Linked DNA regions of Mus musculus: region 2 is linked to region 1. Evidence: chromatin loops called from intact Hi-C (ENCODE). Cell type or tissue: left cerebral cortex. All regions are shown on one strand. Links, peaks and the distances in the headings refer to the core of each region. The heading gives the core; the rest is flanking DNA.

Region 1 (2,910 bases), core at 292-2,791:
ACAAAGATGTGGAATATAAAACATCTTTTTTAAAGATTTCTTTTCATTCTATATGTTGGCTTGTGTGTCTGTGTGAGTGTATGCCATGTGTGTTCTGGTGCCCGTGGAGACAAGAAGAAGACATTGGATCCCCTGGATCTGCAGTTGTGAGTCCCCTGGTGTGGATGCCGGGAATCATACTGAGGTCCTCTGCAAGAACAGCAAGAGAACTGCTGAGCCATCTCTCCAAGCCCTAGAAGCACCGTTTGATTAAACCAAAACCATAATGTTCCATAAGCTGCACGAAGTGAGGGGAGGCTGTTTGGCTGGCTGGGAAAATAGGCAAATGCCTTCTGGATGATTCTGCGGGCCACCACTGTCTCTTGGAAAGCCTCCGTCCTTCACACCGTCTTCCCACCGCCTTTCCCACACCCCTTCCTGGCTTCCCCTCTCCTTATGAATGAGCCGGGGAGGGAGGTTGGCGCAGGAAGAGAAAAGGCGACACCCTTGTCTGGGGGAAACAGAAAAGGTGATCATCATCTTTAGGAGGAGCCAAGAAGGAGACACTCAGAGACACAGGCTGAGGAGCAAGCCTGCTCGCAACCCTGAGCTAATTAATCCTAATTGCATCCTACTGTGTTGTATTGATTACCAGTGATTACTCAAGGACTCTCAATACCAGAGAGCTCCAGAGGCTGGACACTAAGAAAGGGGACAGTTTCTTCCTGAGCCTGGCTCACCACCTGCTCCAGGCATACCCTGGTGCTTGGCCAACTTAGCCGGGAGAGAATCTTAGAATTATTGTACTTGGGACAAAATCCGAAGCGCTGGTTCCAGCAGCAGCAGCAGCTCCTGCCACTTTCTTAGACCTTTGCAATAACCTCTGCAATAATTACTCCTAGGAAGAGCCATCCTCCACCTATCTGAACACTGTTAATTAAGCTGAATGTAAATACAGTAATTAATACCAAATTATCGCAAACAAACAAGCCAAAGAGCAGTGAACGTAGCGGGTGACCAGAGTTCTTAGCATTCACCCTTGATGTAGAAATTCCCGAATTATCTAGAGCTGAGGTTCCAAGAGATTAAGAAGTATACATTTTCAGGTTCAAGGGTGGCAAAGCTGAGAGGACAAGGCTGTTCCCTTTCTCCCTTCCGAGTGACTCCCTCTGAAAACCGGTATAGTATAGCTTTTCCCAAGAGAGGCAGTGTGTGTGTGTGTGTGTGTGTGTGTGTGTGTGTGTGTGTGTGTGTGCAAATGCCTGTGCCTAGCCTCAGCACAAGCACAAATCTTGTCTAACAGCAAAAGGCAAACAACAGCCAGTTGTATACTGATAGGAGAAAGAAAATTGAAAACAAAAAAAGAAGCCATCACTTATAATGTCCAAATTGTTTCGCGGTCCCAGAATTGCCTGCTCGTTGTGTTGTGGGATGACAAGGAAGCAAATGCCCATCTCAGAAGTCACTGTCACTTTGTGAACCAAAAGCACACTCAGGTCAGAGGAACTGAAGTGTCACTAAATGACAGCCTGGCTATTGTCCTCAACTACCATGAGGGATCTTCCTTCCTTCCTTCCTTCCCTCTAAATGTGTCACTCACTATGTGAGGTGGAGAGGTCACAGGAAGACCCTCACAGGCAGTCAGTGAAGGGGGTAAACCCCAGTAAGCTCAAGAGAAACCCCAGGACAAGCGCCCCACGGGCACTTGGAGGGCCGATGCCCAGCTCTACCAGACAAGCTCAGGACTTCTTTCCTGAAAAGGGCTATTCTAACCGGGAATGAAAGATGGGGCAGGAATTTGCCAGACAGAAGTGGGAGGAAGCAAAGTATTCCAGGCAGAGGAAATAGCATGTGTAAAAAGCACAAGGCGATATAATTAGATTTATGTTTGAAGAATTACTTGGCCCTGGTTAGGAGATTCCGAGAGAGCCCAAGCAGGAACCGTGAGCAGGTGTGCTGTGTGGTGGAAACAGCGTCACACTGGCAGTTCAAGCCTCAGGTCCAGGATGGCTAGGCTCCTGAGGAACTGCATGACCTGGAACAAGCTTTTCATATCCTCCTAGACCTCAGCAGTGTCTGGTGGATAAAATGAGAGAGTGTCAATAATGGGTTTCTCAGGCCCACAGAATCCCATGATGCTCTCCCTCCATTTACCCATACTTCTTTCAGTCTTGCTCTATTTTATGCTCCGGGTCAGAGTCATACTGTTTGTTCTTGCAGTGTGCACAACACTTGACAGTCTATGAAGGTATCTTCCGCCTGCTATTTCCTTAACCTCCGCATGGGTGTGGAGGGGACAGGCGCACTGGAGCCCTCAGCTGCTCTTTCTCATCAGCATCTGTAAATGCCATCTCTGTGCTGCTGACACTCAAGCTGTGTTGAGTCTGCAGCTCTAACCTCACTCTGGAAACCAGATACATATAACTAACTGCTGGGTCTCCTGCTACTGCAGTGGTTCTCAACCTGTGGACCTCGACCCCCTGGGAGCCCTAGATCAGATCTTTACGTTAGGATTCATAACAGATAACAGTAGCAAAATTACAGCTATAAAGTAGCGGCAAAGATGATGCTTCGGTTGGGGGTCATCACAACATGAGGAACTGTATTAAAGGGTCGTAGCAATAGAAAGGCTGAGAGCCATTGCATTACAGGAATGAATACCTTGTGAGCTCCCCACACTTACCCTGAGCGATACCTAGGATCAAATGAGTGCCTCCCTTAAACTCCACTGTTGTATATAAAAACTCCATTTCCCTAGGGTTGGGAATGTGGGTCAGTGGTAGAGCACTTGGCCATCATGTGCAGAGCCCTGGGTCGATCCCACCACAAGTACCCAATCAACCAGTACCCCCTGCCCCCAACCCCACCACTCTCATAATTCCCCTAAGCCACAGTCACTCCACACCCAACATGGAAACCATTGGTAAACCC
Region 2 (2,910 bases), core at 240-2,739, 170 kb after region 1:
TATACAGTTGTTGATTGTCGTTCTTTTTCCTTAGACTGTGTGACTAGTCCACCACCTACTCATTCTATAGACATTTTAATACACATGAATACATTTCTGCTGGAACTTTATCTCAGAGTGGAATGCCCTGTTAAGTCATACTAAGAATTACCAAATACATAATTAGTTCAGATCTCCCCTCTGAGCCCTAGGCATACTTATCCCCAACTGCCTCTTGACATTCCCATTTATAGGTCTTCAAATTTAACATAGCCCACATGTTTGCTACACTTTGAGAATCCTAATGGCTTCTTAACCCATCTAGTTACCTAAGGCACCATGTTTAATAGTCTCCTTTATTTTGACCTGCTCCAGAAAATCAGTCCATTAAGACCCATGAACTCCACCTATGATTTATTAATATCTTGAAATTGTCCATCTCTTTCTGCCTCTACTGCCATTATCTTTGTTTAAGCCACCATCATTTGTGGCCTTGACCAATACAACTGCCTCCAAACTGGCCCATCAGTAACCCTTCTTGCTCCCTATCCATCCATCTCCATAAACAGCAAAATGAGCTTTAAAATATGTAAATCAGATCCTACTTAAGAATCTTTATTAGCTCTGTGAATTGATCTTAGGGTGTGTTGCTGAAGTCTGAACTGTATAAAGTAGCCAAAGAGAGTTAGACCTTGCCTCATCTCAGCCTAAACTTCTTGCCCCTACATACTTTCTGCTTTAGGCTTTTTATTGATGAAATTAACCATAGTGACCAAAGGCAACTGGGTGTGGAAAGGATTTATTTCATCTACGAAAAGAAGTGAGGGCAGGAGCTCAAGGCAGGGATCTGGACAGGAAGTGAGGCAGAAGTCATGGAGGAGTGCTGCTTACTAGCTTGCTCCCCATTGCTTGCTCAGCCTACTTTCTGGTACAACATAGAACTACCTGCACTGGGGTGAAGACCGCCCACATTGGGCGGGGCTCTCCTGTATCATCGTCAATCAAGGCAATATCCTACACACTTGCCCACTAGGCTAATTTTACAGAGGGTTTATCAAGATTCCTTCTTCTAGCTATGTGAAGGTTTCTGTCGAGTTGACAGAAACCAACCATCACGACTTCCTAGTACAGTTAAATGCTCACAAATCATGTTTCCAGGGTCTAGAACATTTTTAAGGGTCCCTTAATATACCTTGACCTTAAAAGGTACGTAATCATGGAGCTCTTCCCCGACAGTCCACAACTCATTCATCAATGTACCTATTAGTTTTTCTTCACAGTACCAGTCAAATGTACATTTCTGTAACAATTTACCTTAATGCCTTTTATTCCTATTACACCTTAAAAGGAGTGCTGTGGACATTCCTGTAAAACATGCTTAAGATGCTGCCGACCATTTAATTGACATTCAGCATATCCTTGTTTAATAATACTTAACCTCGTGAAGGCTGGGAGGAGCTACTGAGGCTTTTCTCTCTGTTTTGCTAAGTTTCTTTGTGTAGTGCCTGATGGAAGAAGATCCTTTCCCTGTTCACCAGAGAGAGCTTTTCCTCTGTCCCGAGTGGCGCACGAGAGACAAACTGCTTCCCGACACAAAGCAGCAGGTGAAGGAGATTAGCCTTATTTCCGAAGGACAGCATAATTCTCTTCTTAGAAGAGAAGGCAATCTCCTGGCGCAGGTGCAGGAAAACCTGCCAATCTCCGCCGGAGGAGGCGGGGATAGGGCGGGCCTCGGAAAGGGGCGGGTCTTTGGATGCTTCCCACGGCGTCCGATAGGCCCGTGCGAGCTCCGCCGGCGCCAGCCACGTTGGACGCGGGCATCCCCGCTGGAAGGCCACTCCCGGCCCCACAATGCACTGCGTGGCACGTCACTCCGAGCCGCGGGTCCCGGAGCGACAGGTATGGCCCGGCCCCTCTTTTCAGCTTCCTCTGGGTCTCCCGGAGCTCTGGCCGGCTGCTCGCGCCGCTCTCTCGGAGTTCCACCTCGGCTTGACCGGTAGTTGTCCGAGCCGGAGCTTGGTGGCGGTGGCCTCAGAGCTTAGGAGGACGGGCGTGCAGGGTCCGAGTCCCTGCGACCTAGGGCTGCGAGCCTCGCGGGCGGCGGTTGCTGTTTAGCAGGCCTGTCCTAGGATGGGCGGCTGGAGTAGGGGCTGCTGACGGGGAGGGACGGCCGTCCCGGGCTGCCAGCGAGCCGTAGTGTTGACTCCCTGGCTCCCGATGTCAGCAGCACACCGACTCACTCGGGCTGGTAGGTGGCCCGAGAGAGCTTGAGGTGGCATTCCTACTTTCTTTTGGGCGGGGTAGCTTGTACCCTGTGATTTGTGAAGTCTGAATGGGCGTTGCAGTTGGACATCTTACTCGTTGGCTCTGGGAAATCCCGTGAGGCCCTGTTTTAAAGGTGCTTTGCGACTCTCTGTGGCAGAAAAGAGACCTGAGAAATTGGCTCCACAAGTGGGGAGTCTCCTGCTGCTTAGCTTCCGGGATCACCATCACCTGGGGGCAGGTGGAACTCTTCAGAACCCGCCCCTCCTGTGCTTAACCCTGGGCAGAGCCTGGGTGTCCCGCCAGGCTACACGTGATAGAATCCCAGCGGATTAGTACAACCACCATTTTTTTAAAAAACGGAATCACATTCCATGTTACTGGTACCCACTCGTTTGCCAGTACCGTGAGAAGTCGGTTTCTTAAACAATACTTAGAACTTCTAGTGTGTAAAGGAAGACTTGAGAGCTGAACCTGACACCCGTAACCAAAAGTTACTAAAGGATCGGCCGTTTCCACTTAAGAAGATCACATCAGTTTAGTACTTGATTTTTAGAGACTGGGTAAAGTTTAAGTATATTTTAGTTTGGTGTATGAAAAGACACTAGCAAAGAGATACTTGCCACCTTCCTCTCCATGTAGTAACGAAGCCTGGGTATGTTTAGAGGC

Evidence for each region. A loop is a pair of places that touch in the nucleus more often than their neighbours do. Peaks named below come from ENCODE experiments on the same cell type or tissue, not always from the same donor. Only the 100,000 strongest peaks of a DNase experiment are listed, where the experiment ranks them.
Region 2: it touches region 1 in a loop (5-fold over the local background); 1 of 42 quality-filtered maps calls a loop at or near these places.

Annotation. Positions count from the first base shown.
Region 1 is chr16:35,536,755-35,539,664 of GRCm38, reverse strand. No RefSeq gene overlaps it. Among named protein-coding and RNA genes, the nearest start is that of Sema5b, 3.2 kb to the left of the region's middle. In left cerebral cortex, for the core only: no CTCF peak of the experiment used is centred there; a DNase peak (open chromatin) is centred at 1,799.
Region 2 is chr16:35,362,792-35,365,701 of GRCm38, reverse strand. Sec22a (SEC22 homolog A, vesicle trafficking protein) reads left to right here and starts at 1,784. Exons shown (of 7, transcript NM_133704.4): 1 at 1,784-1,878. In left cerebral cortex, for the core only: CTCF peaks have their summits at 1,697 and 2,430; DNase peaks (open chromatin) are centred at 1,767 and 2,292; H3K4me3 peaks cover 1,511 bases; H3K27ac peaks cover 732 bases.